3 separate regions of the Mus musculus genome follow, and regions 2 and 3 are each linked to region 1. The links are chromatin loops, found by intact Hi-C in ENCODE. Cell type or tissue: heart. All regions are shown on one strand. Each heading gives the region's core, and the rest is flanking DNA. Links, peaks and the distances in the headings are about the cores only.

Region 1 (5,492 bases), core at 451-4,450:
GAACCCTCCCACCCCACTAGCACACAAAGCTACTGCAGAAAATTGTCTGCTGTCTTCCCTTGTATAAAATACCTCCTTTTTACTCATGGCTGGCTTTTCATCTTCATCAGGAGTAATTTGCAGAGGGGTTGCTTTGTGCATTAGTTTGTGAATATAGGGTCTCCTTCTGTGACCTAGGCCTGCCTAGAACTCAGAAAACAAACTGCTGCTGCAGCTTTTGAATGCTGGGTTTTAGGTAACTGTTAGGGCCACCTTCATATCCTCGATCGCTGCACATTCCCAAATCTGTTGTAAGCAGTCTCTCATCCATGTGTGCTCACTAGTTTGACTCTTACTGGTCTGTCATCTTCCTTCCTTCCCTCCCTCTTTCCTCCTTCCTTTTTTCCTTTTTTTTTTTGCCATAGCTCAGCACAGCACTGTAATTCACTTCTCTACTAGATCACAAGTTCCTTGGAGGCTTGGGGCTATTTCTCATGTTTTGTTTCTTTCACTTGGGCAACTGCAGTTCTTTCCAAATGGCTGATATGCAGAAAGAAGGAGAAAGGAAGTAAAGAAGAAGAGGAAAATGAGGGCCCGGTATTGTCTTGGGAAAAAAAAAGGGCTTTTCTTAAATAATTTAGAAACTATGAAGTAATTCTTTTTGTCAGAGACACACAACCTAGAATATCCCTGAGCCCTATTTCAGCCAGTATCAACAATGTATTCTGAACAAAATAAAATATTTTTCACTTTGACTGTGAAGTCAAGTCTCCCAAGTTACCCAAGACCATAACAGTGAATTGTGGAAAATAGAGGTGTGATATTAAAGAGAAAATGGATCATGGTAAGATATGTTTTCAGAAAGAATTGATTTTAAGAAAAAAAAATCACATGGTAGAAAAAAATCACATTCCAGTCCCCTGGTTCTTGTGTAACTGTCAACATGGCCTGCGCTGTGTCATTGTCCTAACCCACAGTTTTAAAAGTTACTAAGTCAAGTAATCATTATCTCACAATTCAATTGTTTTCCTGTAAGGCACAATTCTTTGTAAACTGTAACTTAAAAAGAAAAAAAAAAAAAAAAAGCCAGCGTATTGTTTCACAGCCAATAGCACAGGCAGGCACGCAACCTTTGTGCCCAGTGCACCAGAGGTTAATGATTCACCACGGAACCAGACAATACAGGTTCTTTCTTTGGCTCCTTCCTTGGCTTTTACAGAGCCACAGGCTTTTCTCCCTTTTGTGTTCACTTCCTGTCAACACTGACTTTTCAAAAGATACCAAAACATCTCAAAAATCTGTTTGTGAGTTTGCTACCAAATCAGGACTCAAACAGGCTGAGTCACTTACTACCATAGTACTGGTGTATAATACTGTGCTTCATGTAATATCTGGGGAAAGAACTGACAAGAAAAATGTTTAACCTTTATATGTAAGAGTATAGTGATCAAAACTAATGTATAAGAACATAGTAATCAAATTAGCTGCATAAGCAAACTCCCTTGTGTTTGGTGACTGAGTCAGCCACGTCTGTCAGTATTTACAGACACAACTTTCTTGTGGTTTTCTAGATAGTATTAAGAGGAAATAATGAACTACTAGCACTTCGGTGTCTCCACAGAGTCAGCTGTACTCCAGAACAGCCCCCACAGAAACACTGTCCTAAACAGTCCTCAGGGACTTCGACATCATAGTTATATGGATCTCACCAATCATGAAGCCTTTCACTTAGAAACTGACAGCCCTGCTGGAGAACAAGAACCAGATTTTGTGGTTTTAAACAACTACAAAACTGAAATAAATAAATAAATAAATAAATAAATAAATAAATAAATAAATCAAAACAAAACAAAACAAAACAAAACAAAACAAAAAAACAGTTCTCAAATGGTGAGCAGCAGGACAAAGGCCCACGAGAGTCCCATGAGACAGCATGCTGCAGCCCACTGCAGGGAAAGTATCCTAGCCGAAACACCGACAGACAATGATGGGAATGGAAACCCACTGGCTCCCAACAAACACAAGTCAACAGCACTGAGGGGACAGGATTCACACAACAGAGCTGAGCAGGTCTGTGGAGACCCACTTCAGCTGGGGCACAGCAGTCCACACCCATGAGATAACTCCCCAGGACTAAAGACGAAGAAGCCCTGGGGGAGCAGAGGCACTGCTGGAGTCCAAACTGCTTCCTACCTGCCACAGTAGACGAGCTTATGATCCATCTACAGGCAGCAGCAGGTAAAGTACTTACAAGATCACCTCTTGGATAGTGGGGGAAATTAGAAAAAGTTTCTGGAATCAGAAAGAAACAAACAAAAAAAGAAAAAAGAAGAGAAAAAGAAAAAGAAAAAGCTGGAGGGAGGGGAGGGAGTACAAAACAATTAAGCTACTTACAATTTAAATGTGTCCCAAAGCACAACTCAAGAATATTATTAAGAATATGAAAATATCCAGGAACCAGTAAGGCAAAATTCACAATATTTAACGTCTAGTAAAATATCACTGCCAGGCAGTGGTGGTGCACGCCTTTAATCCTAGCACTTGGGAGGCAGAGGCAGATGGATCTCTGAGTTTGAGGCCAGCCTGGTCTACAGAGTGAGTTCCAGGACAGCCAGGGCTACACAGAGAAACCCCGTCTCGAAAAACAAAACAAAAAACAAATCACCAAGAGGCAAAAAAACCAAGTGGCTGTTAGAAAGGAGAGAATCAGTCAATAGGAACACATCTAAAAAGAATAGACATTAGAGTAAGCAGTTAGATGATTAAAAAGTTATAAACACCTATGTTCCATGTGTCCAAGAAGGCAAAGGAGCATAAATCTGTTAAAGGGATATAAAAGGAATCTAAATAAAAATTTCTAGAGTTAAAAATATAGTGTCTAGTATGCACATAAAATTAAGAGCAGATTAAATACTTCAGAAGAAAAATACCAATAAGCTTGAAGGTACAGCTATAGAAACCTCTAAAATGAACTACCTCACACAAGCATCCTTTAAAAGAGGAGGAGGGGTGTGGCAACAGCCACAAGCAACTTAACATACACATAAAAGAGGGACCTCAAAAGAGAAGGCAGAGAGGTCAATACGAACACCCTAACCTGTGCTTAAGGGCCTGGCTGTCCAAGAGCGATACATCCTACACTTCCACACACCCAAAGCAGAGACAAGATAAAGGCATGCTATGGGAAAACGGATGAGAACCAACAATAGGGGGAAAATCTTACAGGGAGCCAGAAAGAGGAAATCTTCCCCAGCAGAGAAACACCACAGTGACTTCAGAAGGGAGGCAAACCCAGACAGTACAGCAGCTTGTTTAAACAGGAAAAGAAAGCTGTAACCTAGATTTCTTTGCTTAGTCAAATAGCTTCCAAGCATGAAGTGACCTGTTTTTCCAGCCACACAAAAGTTGAAATAGTCCTTACAGATAGATGTGAACCCAAAAAAATTTAAATGAATGAATAAAAAGTTCTTGGAGAAAGAAGGAAAATAAATCAGATGAAAATCTAAATCTCTATGAAAAATAAAGAACACCAGAAAGAAAAACATGTAAATAAATAAAAATACTCCCCCCCCCCCCCCCAGACAGGGTTTCTCTGTGTAGCCCTGGCTGTCCTGGAACTCACTTTGTAGACCAGGTTGGCCTCCAACTCAGAAATCCACCTGCCTCTGCCTCCCGAGTGCTGGGATTAAAGGCGTGAGCTACCACACCCGGCTCACATTTTTTATTTTTTATTTATATCTTATTCTCTCTCTTTCTCTAAAAGACAAGCAATGGGCTTAGCATGGTCCTTCATGCTTTTTTAATCCCAACACTCTGGAGGCAAAGGCAGGTGGATCGCTGTGAAATTGAGGTCAGCCTGGCTTATAGAGTTGTAGGCCATCCAGGGCTTAAAGGAAGGAAGGCGGATGGAGGGAAGAGAACGGATGCGCTACAGCAGAGCTTACACCAGTGCACTGCTTTTATAACTTCTGGTGAGATAATATGTATTACAGTAACAGCCCCAAAGCTGGGAGACAAATGGTAAGTATTCTGCTCAAATGTTTCTCTTTCCCATTCTTATCCACCACCCTTCCTTTTGTTTGTTTGTTTATTTTTATGTTAGTTAATTCGTTATTTATTTTGTTTTTAAGACAAAGTTTTACTCTGCTGCCCAGGCTGGCCTTGAACTCCTAGATGGAAGTAATTTTCCTGCTTTGCCTCCAGAGTAAGGTACTGTGTCCTGTATACCTGGCTGCTAGATCCTTACACTACACAGAAAGTTGTAAAATAATATTCAAAGGTAGACTGAGATATTAAGGTCACATGTTATAAATCTTAAATTAATACCACTAATTAAAAAATAAAACGAAGGAGTCTAAGTAGTAAGCCTACAGAGAAGATAAAATGGATTAAAATATTCAATGCAGAAGAAGGCCAAAAGGAGGAAAATGAACAAAGAGACAGCTAAGAAGACAGCACCAGGAGAATTGAATTCCAGCCATATCACTAATCACACTGATGTAAAACTTCTAGAAGCTGAGCATGGTGGCATGCTTATAATCCCAGAAGCTGGGATACAAGGCAGAAAGACTGTTCTGAACAATGACTGCAGCACAAACAGGTTACAGGAGACTCTGCCTCAAAAGAACCAAAAAAAAACAAACACACAACAAACAAAAATCAGAGAGAATAGAGGAGTGGGGGAAGGGACAAAAAGGAAAGAGGAAGATGAGAGACAGAGAAATGAAATATTTCAAATGTCTCAAAGAAAGATTATTATCCAACTGATGACAATAAAAACCCAGATCAAGATCCAATGATGCACTGCCTTAGGGCGATACGCATTCACTTGAAGAAAATGACACAGATAAGTTACAAACTAAATAAAGGGAGAGAGAGCCATATCGCTATTAACGGAAGAAAGCTGAAACACGTTTCCTACGTGAGACAGCTGTTGCACAATGTATCACCAGACAGAGCATTTTTCATAGAGATTAGCAACTCAGACAAAGAACATTACAAGTTTAATTTTTCCAGGCCTTTAGCCTCTGCCCACCTAGGCCCCTCTGCACAGAAATCTTAGTTCCTTGTTCACATTGCTCCTTGCTACACACGTCCTGCCTGGGTGGCTCTGACCCTCTCAGTCTCTTAGTTCCTGAATCTCTTCTTTGCAGAGTCTTCATCTCCATTCCTATTCAGTCTGCTCTCTCCTGAGATCATTTGTGTGAATATAAAAATGCCTGTTTCTTAATATTACACTGAAACTTTTCATTTTTCTGTCAATCACGTCGTCACTTCAAATGTCACCAAACATTTCTGCTGATATAAATCTATACTTCATTAGGCTCCATGCAGGTACAACTTCCAGTCTTGACCCTAAACTCACTGGCAAACACCCTCCAATCCCTGGCTGCACTGTTGCTCTACTGCACCTCCATAGCTGTACTCCAAGGCCTGACTGCACCTAATAACTACCTTTTCTAATCTTGCAAGATGATTCTGAGGAAAGAATGCCATCATACAGAGCAGTGGTA
Region 2 (5,492 bases), core at 604-4,603, 78 kb before region 1:
CACCTCACTGTGGCCGAGTCTCTGAAGAGGGAGTTTGACAACCCTGACACTGCAGACCTCAAGTTTCTGGTTGATGGAAAATACATTTATGCTCACAAAGTCCTTCTCAAAATTAGGTAAGAGTGGGCCTCTGTGGGCAAGAGTGTCTAATGATCCCTGGGACCCAGATGGTGGGTAGGCAGATAGAGCTGGCTCCCATTCATGTCCTCTACATGCCTGCTGTTGTGGGTGTATGTCACACTAAATAGATGTTTAAAATAATTCGTAAGAGCTGGTCTCTTTTGAGGAGTGAAATTAATTCATTTATCAATCACTTCAGATATCCTGACTCTTGAGTAAGGGAACTGTGCCAGACACTTGAGTAATTAAGAGGCAGCTCTGATGAGGCTGTTTGTGCCCTTAAAGCACACAGTGTCAATGGGGTAGGAGTGGGGGAATGAGACAAGATGTGGAAGGCAAGGTGGGCCACAAGTACTGGGTTTGTTCAGGGAATAAGCCATGGAAGTTCTGGCTGTAGCTTAGTGCTGAATAAATAAGTTTTGCCCTTGGAACAGAGCCAGATGCTCTGATTTAACTTTACTGCCTGGGGCCTGAACACAGCCCTGCAGACAGCCCTGCAGACAGCCCTGAACACAGCACTGCAGACAGCCCTGAACACAGCCCTGCAGACAGCCCTGAACACAGCCCTGCAGGCAGCCCTGAACACAGCCCTGCAGACAGCCCTGAACACAGCCCTGCAGACAGTCTTGAACACAGCCCTGAACACAGCCTTGCAGACAGTCCTGAACACAGCACTGCAGATAGCTCTGAACACAGCCCTGCAGATAGCCCTGCAGACAGCCCTGAACACAGCCCTGTAGATAGCCCTGCAGACAGCCCTGAACACAGGCCTGCAGACAGCCCTGCAGATAGCCCTGAACACAGGTCTGCAGACAGCCCTGAACACAGCCCTGCAGACAGCCCTACAGACAGTCCTGAACACAGCTGGATTCGGATACAGCCATGCTGGAGAAAAAAAAAAGTGGTTTTTCCAGACCAAGAAGGACCTGGGTGATGCCAACACAAAAATGTTTTAAATCACACTTCTTACATTTACATTTATAAATGTAAATAAATTACATTTATTTATGTGAGCAGTGCATGATATTCACCTTATCTTTGTTCCATGTCACAGTCTATGAAGCCACCACCCTACCTTCAGATAGAAAAATCTGTCCTTCCCCAAAGATCCTAAGTCCCATACTGAGCAGCCAATGATTTTTTCCTTTCATACACACTACGCATGTTCTAGAAGCTCATATGTATGAAATTATATAGCATCTCTTCTTTCCTGCCTGCCTCTTTCCTTCCTAACATGATGATCTGGGACTGTGTTGCCACTGTGTCAAAGATATTGAAACCCTCTTTCCGTGACTCAGAAACCCAATATGGTATTTTGGTCTCAAGTTCCCATTCTGAAAGGTCACATAGTGCCACCTGGTTCACTCTCACCACGGAGCCTCTACTTTCACGAAGGAAATGGGGGTTTAGTTTACTGTGACAGAGCAAACACTGAACACGCTCAGCCTACACCATGACAACGCACTTTATCATATGAGCAGTATGGTGTTTTCTCTGAGGCAGGGAGAAGAACCAGGCCTACACTTGAGCTTGTGGTGGTCTGTGGCAATCTTCCTCTTTCTGAGGCATGACACGTAGCATTCTCCGAGTCTGCCTGTGTCCCAGGCTTCTCCTTTGTCTGATTGCCTTGGGGTCTACCACAGTGACTTGGCTTATGATGATTTTTGTAAAGAGCCTGTCTTCACATAAGTTCACATTGTCGGTTACTAGGAACTTTTAGGGACATAATTCAGACAGAATGGAGTAAAGAGACATAATTAATCAGTTATAAAAACAATACTTATCAGTAAAGACAGTGTGAGAAGGAGGCCAGAGATCCCCCGTCTCCCCCAGTCCAGCAGGCTGCATTGTAAAGTCAGCTGCTGGGCCGCCCACAGCAGCAGCAGTAGGCTGCAATGTAGAGTCAGATGCCTGGGCCACCTGCAGCAGCAGCAGCAGCAGCAGCAGCAGGCTGCATTTGCAGTCTTGCCGATTAGGCAATTGAAAAGCAAGGAGCCAAGGCAATGACAAGGTTTTTGGCAGTGTTCTGTGCCTGTACGAAAATGCCTGAGATAAGTAACTGACATAAAGGTTATTTGCTTACTTGGTGCGGCTGAACTGTAACTCCAGCTTGAAAGCTTACCCTGGCTTGGGGTTGATTTGGAGGTTTTGTTTGGGGCCTCCTGAAAAGCACCATATCTTGGTGGGAACTGCCTACTGGAACCACCCTACTACTGTCACAAATCAGGGGTCAAAGAGGAGCTTGGTCTCCATAAGTCCCCTTCAGTGCATTGCCCCAGTGATAGACCCCACACTAAGTTCCCTTCTCTAACCCTACCTCTTAAAGGTTCTACCACCTCCTATTATTGCTACCCTGGGACCAAGTTTTGACAGACTAGCAAACAGGAAAGGTATACAGCTTCAAGAGAAAGTCCTCAGGTAGTCCCTTGACTCCAGTCTAGAACCTGGGCTATGATCTTCCTTTCTTCTTTCAGGTGTGAACATTTTCGTTCTTCATTAGAAGACAGTGAAGACGATATTGTAGAAATGAGCGAGTTTTCGTATCCTGTGTTCCGAGCTTTCCTGGAGTATCTATACACAGATAACATCAGCCTATCTCCTGAGGAGGCAGTAGGTAATCATCAGAGACCTTACCACCAAGTTGGCAAATGTTGAATAATTAGGAAGGTGGCTTCTTTCCAGGCCAGGAGACAGACACTGCGATGTTTGCAGGAGCTCTTCTGGTGATGTTGAGCCTGCGCTTTTCTCTTTTTGGTCCTTGGATGTAGCATTTGCCTTTTCTCAGACTCTGCCACTGAGCTACACCCTCAGGCCCAGAACGCAGACTTCCCTTGTCACTACTACATATGAAGGTTGAGTGGGTAGCTCTAGTAAGAGGTCAACATCGATCACCACTGGAGCATCACAGGCAAGCATGGAAGGAAGGGCAGATGGCGAATCTTGTCTGTGAATGCAGAGCCCTAGAAGATCTCTTTGTCATTGCCCCAGAGTAGATCAAGGCCATGTCTGCTACACTCGGCTGTGAAAGTGGGCATTTTAGGTAACTCAGTTAAACATTTCACAATCTGAAATCTATTATATAGGTAATAGATTTTTTTTTTCATTTGGAGAAATCAATGAATAAGAATGTGAGGGTTGAAGACCAGGTCATGCCCAGGGAAAATAGCCTAGCCAAGAGAACAAAAGAAGAGCCACTGATTAAAGAGAAAAGAAACATTAGCAAGTAACAGAGTGCCCGGGGTCAGAGCATGTATGTCCCCACAGTACACTCTGGGTGAGTATTGAATAAGAGGACTCCAGATCAGTCTTTGAATTTGGCACAGTGAAGCCCATTTATGTGTGGGAAGACTCAACCGTGGGGCAGCTTCAGACAGTGGCAAGTGAGAGCGACAGCTAATGAGACTGCTCTCTGAGAGACTGCTCTCCAGGAGTGATGCTGAAGCGAAGCGGGGCAGAAAGATGGGTTGGAGGACAGGAGGCAGATGTGCCCACGACAGGGGATTCCTTTGTGTTATCTGGTGCTGGAACTGAAGGCAGGCTTGGCCTGCTGAGCTTGTGCACTGTGTCACTGCCCACTCCCAACCCAACCGGCTTTCTTTTTAATTCCGTGACAACATGTGTGCTGGTGGGCGTGGCCTCCAAAGATTCTGCTGACCCAGGAGAGGGGAATTCAGAGAAACACAAACCTGTTTCATTTCTAGGAAAAATTATTCAAGCCATTCTGATGTTAACTCCTATCCGTTGTCAGTGTCAGCTCAGCTCAGCTGTCTTCCCGGGGTGCTGTGAAGGCGGCTTCAGAGTTGCAGAGCTCATTTTGCCCGACGGATGGAAGCCCTTCACAGCCCTCTGAGCACTGCACCTCAATGGTCAGGCGCTCAGAGCGCACCCACAATACATTCTCCTTTCCATCAGGGTTGCTAGATCTGGCTACATTTTACAGTGAGACTCGGTTGAAAAAGCTCTGTCAACAAACTATCAAGCAAGGAATCTGTGAGGAGAATGCTATTGCTCTGCTCTCTGCTGCTGTCAAGTATGATGCCCAGGTAAGAAAAGCATCTTCCAGTGAGCCACTAAAAGTAACGTGTAGCTAGATGAAAATGGAACATACAGAAATAAAGTCTTAGAGAACTTATGTGACTATAATGGCATCAAACGTGTCTCAGGAACATTAGAAGAAGACACTGTGAAAGGCCAGGAGACCTAATTTCCAGTGATTAAAATCTTTCTACATCAAGCATGAAATGACTCTCAGGCCGAGCCTCACAGTGTGAGTTCAGGACCCACATATGGAAGGAGAGAACTGTCTCCAAATTGTCCCCGAGCTCCATACATGTGCTGTGACATGCACCATGGACAAGCTCCATACATGTGCTGTGACATGCACCATGGACAAGCTCCATACATGTGCTGTGACATGCACCATGGACAAGCACACACACACACATAAATTCACAAGTAAGTTAAATGACACATTGAGAAAATGTTTTCATAACATACAATAAAGCAAGTTCTTCATAGAAAAAAATGAAAAGAAAATATGGGCAGTTTGACTGGGAGAAAAATGAACCAAAGAACGAATGGCAAACATAATGAATGAGAGAAGCAGGAGATGATTCTGTCCTTAAAGAGCACATACTCGCACGGGGCGATCAGACGTGGTTTGTATTTCCTTCTCCTTGCTCTCTTCCTGAACTTTCTGCAGTGGCTGTGAATTGTCACGATAAAGAAAGGAAAGAGCCTTAATTTAGAGCTGAATCAGTAGGAAACAGGCCATAGCTGCTTGGAGTCAGCTTCCTCTTGGCATAGGATAGCCTCCCTCCCCACTGACTTTAAAAAATAGATTAGTGAGGGAGACTGGTAAAGACGGAGTGCCCTTTTCCTTTTTGGTAAACAGTAACATGCTTATGTAGGGGATTCTAAGTCTGCGGAGGAAACAATGCAGGGAGCAGACTATATGACTGTTCTGTCCATGGGCCTGGCTGCCCCCAGCACCCCAGGGCAGAGCTCAGTCCGCCTTCCTTTACTTTCTATTAAAAACTTTGTTTTGTGGTTCTACACATTGAATTTTAGACCTTTGTACTAGCCAGGCAAGAGCTGACCTCTGAGCTAGATCCCCAGCTGTCTTGTTTATTTTGAGGCAGATCTCACTAGTCCAGGTTTAACCTTGAACACTTTGTAGCCCAGACAGGTTTCCAACTTGCCATTTTCTTGCCCTTGGGCTCTTAAGTGTCTTGAAAAATAGGCCTGAACCACTAGGCCTAACTTGTATATATTTTTAAATTCTTAAAACTTGTATTTTTAAATACTTGAAGTTTCATTTTTCATTCAGTATTTAAACAAAACCAAAACACCATGCAACTGTATCCACATGG
Region 3 (5,492 bases), core at 604-4,603, 45 kb before region 1:
ATGATTTTGAACTTGAGGTCGATGTTCTTCACCTTGCAGATGCCATACATAGAGCACATCATAATCTAGCAAGCGAGTGACAGAGGCATGAGGGACCATACTACCTCACCTGGCTCTTTTAAGTATTATTAAAAGAAGGAAATTTAATTTCTTCTGAGTTTTCCCCTTATTCTGAGCTGTTCAAAAGTCTACATAAGGTATTTAATCAAAACATTTGTATTTACAGAACAAAATGCAAGCAGCTAACTCAATTACTCATGACTGACTACCAAGTTTGTAAAGTACCCTGACTTTGGCTTCAGTTCTTTAGTATATATCAAAAGTATTGAAACTCTTAGAACAAGCTAATTGTATGATGAATACTGTTTTAAGGCTGTGTGAAAAGTTTCAAGCTATCAACTGAAGTGACATGTAATAATCTAGGGAGTAAGAAAGTGCTGCTGACAGACCTTACATTGCTCATGGTGTTGTGATCTGTGATCTGAATGTAGGCTGGATCTGTTTTGTTGCTCAATTTTCATCAGAACATATCCTTATGATAAATGGATTTTCTATATGGTATCTTTCAATAAAACAACATTTAAAATGTAAAACTAAGATTTGAAAATGATTCCCTGGGGCCTTAAATATCAATTTTTAAAACGGCTTTTTTGGTCTAGTTCAAGTGTTGGTCATTTCTGTACCATTTTTGCTTCCATCTGCTCTGAGCAAAGGTTTCTATCCCCACCCCTGCTCAGTGTGTGATGACTGAGCTTCCCACCGAGCGCCACTGATGACGACAGACCAACTGATAGTCTTCTTCTACTTTAATATCTTCACGTTTCACTCATAAAACTCGGAATTGCAAAAAAAAAAAATCTCTAGGAATCTGGGTTTCCCTTTTATAGAAAGTGGCAGGAACATAAAATAATAGCTATCTATTTAAAAACACAGTGTACTGCAGCTTATACATCCAAATACATGTTAAGTTATAATTATGTTTTTGTTTAAAATATCATTCTTGTTGGGAACATTACCAGTCTTACTGAAATAAGAGGATTATATGAGAATATTATGAAAATTATGCACCACTAAAAGAACTAAGATGACACTAAGTTCCTCAAGTTATGCAGATGCCAATATCGACTGAAAAGTAAAAAAGCTAATTTTGAATTACTAAACAGTAAGTGTTCACACACACACACACACACACACACAAATCCCCATACCTATGGGACCTCATTGGTGAATTCAGCAAAATTCCAAGAAGAAAAAGACTCAATATCAATATCAATTCTTAAAAAGTTCTTCTGAAATTAGAAGTTCCCAACTATCTGTATGAAGCTAATACTTTGCTGATACAAAAATCACACAGATCAACAAAACAATGAAATAAAAATAATTTCCTTTATTATTAAAGAGAATAGAATACATAGGAGTATAGTTAATAAAATAAATGTAAGGGGCTGGAGAGATGGCTCAGCAGTTAAGAGCACCAACTGCTCTTCTGAAGGTCCTGAGTTCAAATCCCAGCAACCATATGATGACTCACAACCATCTGTAATGAGATCTGATTCCCTTTTGTGGAGTGGAGTATCTGAAGACGGCTACAGTGTACTTACTTATAATAAGTAAATAAATCTTTAAAAAAATAAATGTAAGACTTGTATTCTGAAAACTATAAACTATTATTGAAAGAAATTAAAGCCTGGAAGGATGGGAAGGAGCCGCATCCTCCGTATGGATTGAAGACTTCATGCTACATGTGACATCCCCCAAACTGACACATTAGCCCGTGAACTTTCTTTCAAAATCTTCAGAGAAAATGACAAGTCAGTCCTAAAACTCACATGGAAATTTAAGTTTCAGGACAGTTAAATTGATCTTGCAAAAAGAACAAAGTACAATTGTGTCTCTTTATTCCAAAAAATTGGAATGCTATAGTAACTAAGACAGTGTATTCTCACCAAAATAGCTACATAGATAACAGACTGGAAATGAGTCTCAGGAATAAACATGTGTACACTAAAAAAAAAAAAAAATCAATAGACTTTCAACAGCTGTCAACAGAGAAAAAGAAAAAGAATAATAATAAAAAAAAAGGATGCATTTCAAGAGATGGTGTGGGAATGGGCATAGCTCAGTGAAGTGTTTGCCACAAAGTAAGAGGCCCTGGATTCACACCAAGGAGAAAGAGTGAGAGGAAAGAGGGGGGTGGGGCTCCTGTGCTGGAACAACTGGAGGGAGAAGTCCTCCCCTGCCCTCTTGCAAAACTAAGTCAAAGTGGATTGAAACTGAAACAGAAAACTAAGAGCACAAAGCTCTTGGGAAAAATGAGGTCTTGATGCCTCCAAACTTGACAATGTTTTTGTTCATACATCAAAATACCAGTAGCCAAAACAACCAACCATCACCACCAACAACAACAAAAAAAAAAGAAGCAAAAAACAAAACAAAAAACAAACCAAAGATGACCTGAAGTTTCTCAGAGGATAAAACATTTTCAAAACACATATTTCATAGAAAAAGATATATACAGAACATATTTTTTTTTTAAATCATTGCCGCCTGTTGTGGTGGCTGTGCCTTTAATTCCAGAACTGAGGGGCAGACTTAGGCAGAGCTCTGTGAGTTTGAGGTCTGTTTGCACACCGCCACGCTCAGTGAGGAAGACTCTTGCTGTCTTTTCAGAAAGGATTTTAACACACACTTCTCTAAAGCAGATGTTCGCTATCATTAGCTACCAGCTACATATGCCTATGATCCAGCCCCAGGGGACCCAATGTCTCTGGCCTTCACAGATACTGTAAACATGCATGTACCTACACATAGAAACACCCTCCCACACACACTTAAAAATAATAAATCTTTAAAAATAAAACATAAATTGGTAAAGCCATTTTAGAAAATATCCCTGCCATTTCTCAAAAAGGTTAAAGATTTAACATATGACCCAGAAATTTTACTTACATATACATAGAAAAATAAAAACATGTTTTACAAACCTTATATATGAATATTGACATTATTCATAATACATCAAAGAAGAAATAATCCAGTTTCTATCAACTGATGAATTATAAACATAATGTAGTATGTGACAGAAACTACAACACAGATGAACCTTGAACCTGTGCTCTATAAAGAAGCCATCCACACTCAAGGCTGGGGACGAAGTTCAGTGGAAGAACATTTGCCTAGGATTTGCAAGGTCATAGAACTCAGTCAGGACCCTACCCTGCACACCTGCACACACGTGCGCGCGCGCGCACACACACACACACACACACACCCTAAATATGAAATTACATATGATTCTATTTACATAAAATGTTCAGATTCGACAAATCTACAGAAAAAGAAAGTAGATTTATGTTGTTGAGGACTCTTAGAGACAACAGAGTTTCTCTTTGGTGTGAGAAAATGGTTTAAATAAAATAGATTGTGTTAGTAGTTTTACAACTCTACAAATATACTAAATCACTGAACTATACATTTAAAAATGTATGCTTTGATAAACTGCACACACTCCTCTAAATGTTTTTTATCCCCTTTAAGAAGAAAAAGGAAGCTAGGAGGAATTATTCTGTTTATAAGCCCCACTTTCCTTCCCCTCCCCACATTCCTGTTTTGGAGTCTCTGATTCTTTGTAAATCTTTTTTTGTTGTTGTTGTTTTTGTTTGTTTGTTTGTTTGTTTGTTTCAAGACAGGGTTTCTCTGTGTAGCCCTGGTTGTCCTGGAACTCACTTTGTAGACCAGGCTGGCCTCGAACTCAGAAATCCGCCTGTCTCTGCCTCCCGAGTGCTGGGATTAAAGGCGTGCACCACCACCACCCGGCTGTAAATCATTTTTTGTTACTAGGATCAGAGCACCAGTGCTCTGTGTATGACAGGCAAATGCTTCACCACTGAACTACAACACCAGCTTTTTTATTATTGAATTTTGAGACAGAGTCTCACTAAGTGGCCAGAGTGGTCTTGAACTTAACATGTAGTGCTGGCAAGTCCTCAAATTTGTGAGTCAGCCTCTCAAGAATAGTTGTGATTACAGGCATACACCATATCTCCTGGTTAGATAGCTGGCTGGTCTCTGGCTCATGTCATTTCCACAGTAAAATGAAATCTAGCTTATCACAATACAGAAAAGGTTAAATGTTTGTGTCATTAAATAGTTATTAAAATATATACCTCTAATTTGTAAAAGCTATATAAAAAATATAAATGGTATTCAACAAGGAACTCTATGTATGTTATACAATGTATGGTAATATATACTACTAAGCTAATGTAGATGGTCACTTGAATGTGATATATAGCACACAGTCAACTATGAGCAGGAAGAAACGATGGGGAAGTGACTGCTTTTCTTACCTGGTCCAAATGTCGGTCTCTCATGAGCTCATACTCATTTTGCAATGTATGCTGAAACAGAGTCCAGATGATGTGCTCTAGCTCTGGGTGGTCAGACAGAAGGCGTGCACAGAGTGTATTTAGTCGGAGATATGCTAGACGGTACACTGCAGACAGAAGGTGAAAGGGCCTGCTTACTGTCCATTCTCAATTATGAGGGGATTTTTTTTTGAAACATTAAATTCCTTTATACTATTGTAAGTAGCATTTAAACAATAGCCTAACCTCCAAGGCTGTTTTCCTTAAATAAATGACCCCTAGTATTAGCAGCATTCCATACACAAGGCTCAGTAATACTTGCTGAATTAGCTATTAAATTATGAAACCAAGGCAGAAGGGAAAGGTCATATGATCTTGTGAAATCAGACAGACAAAATACGATTTCCTTTGGTTCTGTCGGTAATTATTCAGCATAGGTGTTGGAAATTTCCATTAACAATTTTAGAGCCGGGAGGATGGTGGTGGCACACGCCTTTAATCCCAGCACTTGGGAGGCAGAGGCAGGCGGATTTCTGAGTTCGAGGCCAGCCTGGTCTACAGAGTGAGTTCCAGGACAGCCAGGGTTATATAGAGAAACATTGTCTCGAAAAACCAAAAAAGAAAAAAAAAAAAACCTAAAAAACAATATTAGAGACATTATTTTTAAATAATGGAATTGCAAGTGATTATTCTCTTTCCCAATCCTAAAAGAAAAGCTCTTACCATGCATTTTTATATAAATATCAGTGGAACATAAACTTGAAAATTATAAACTGTACTGGTGCAAAATGATGTGACAGAAATTTAGTTTAAGAGTACCACTACAAATACAACTTCTGAGAGAAGGAATCTGAATTTTATACATTTACTCATGGTTCAAGCTGTTCCTTTAAAGACTTGCATAAACAGAACTCTTCAAAGCTAACAATTTATCCCCACAGGCTATACTTGAAAAGGGATTGGTTTTTGTTTTTTGTTTTTTGTTTTTGTTTTTGTTTTTGTTTTCGAGACGATGTTTCTCTGTGTAGCCCTAGCTGTCCTGGAACTCGCTTTGTAGACCAGACTGGCCTCAAACTCAGAAATCCACCTGCCTCTGCCTCCTGAGTGCTGGGATTAAAGGCGTGT

The links. Peaks named below come from ENCODE experiments on the same cell type or tissue, not always from the same donor. Only the 100,000 strongest peaks of a DNase experiment are listed, where the experiment ranks them.
Region 2: a loop joins it to region 1, with 3 times the contacts of the local background. A loop is called at or near these places in 2 of 42 quality-filtered maps.
Region 3: a loop joins it to region 1, with 2.3 times the contacts of the local background. A loop is called at or near these places in 2 of 42 quality-filtered maps.

What each region holds. Positions count from the first base shown.
Region 1 is chr14:73,252,485-73,257,976 of GRCm38, forward strand. The region is part of intron 17 of Rb1 (RB transcriptional corepressor 1); the gene reads right to left. Among named protein-coding and RNA genes, the nearest start is that of Lpar6, 17 kb to the left of the region's middle. In heart, for the core only: a CTCF peak has its summit at 2,217; no DNase peak of the experiment used is centred there; H3K27ac peaks cover 272 bases.
Region 2 is chr14:73,174,401-73,179,892 of GRCm38, forward strand. Rcbtb2 (regulator of chromosome condensation (RCC1) and BTB (POZ) domain containing protein 2) reads left to right here. Exons shown (of 15, transcript NM_001170694.1): 12 at 1-116; 13 at 2,595-2,734; 14 at 4,033-4,163. Among named protein-coding and RNA genes, the nearest start is that of Gm52109, 11 kb to the left of the region's middle. In heart, for the core only: no CTCF peak of the experiment used is centred there; no DNase peak of the experiment used is centred there; H3K27ac peaks cover 542 bases.
Region 3 is chr14:73,207,255-73,212,746 of GRCm38, forward strand. It overlaps Rb1 (RB transcriptional corepressor 1), which reads right to left. Exons shown (of 27, transcript NM_009029.3): 20 at 4,350-4,495; 21 at 1-65. Among named protein-coding and RNA genes, the nearest start is that of Mir687, 3.2 kb to the left of the region's middle. In heart, for the core only: no CTCF peak of the experiment used is centred there; a DNase peak (open chromatin) is centred at 2,197.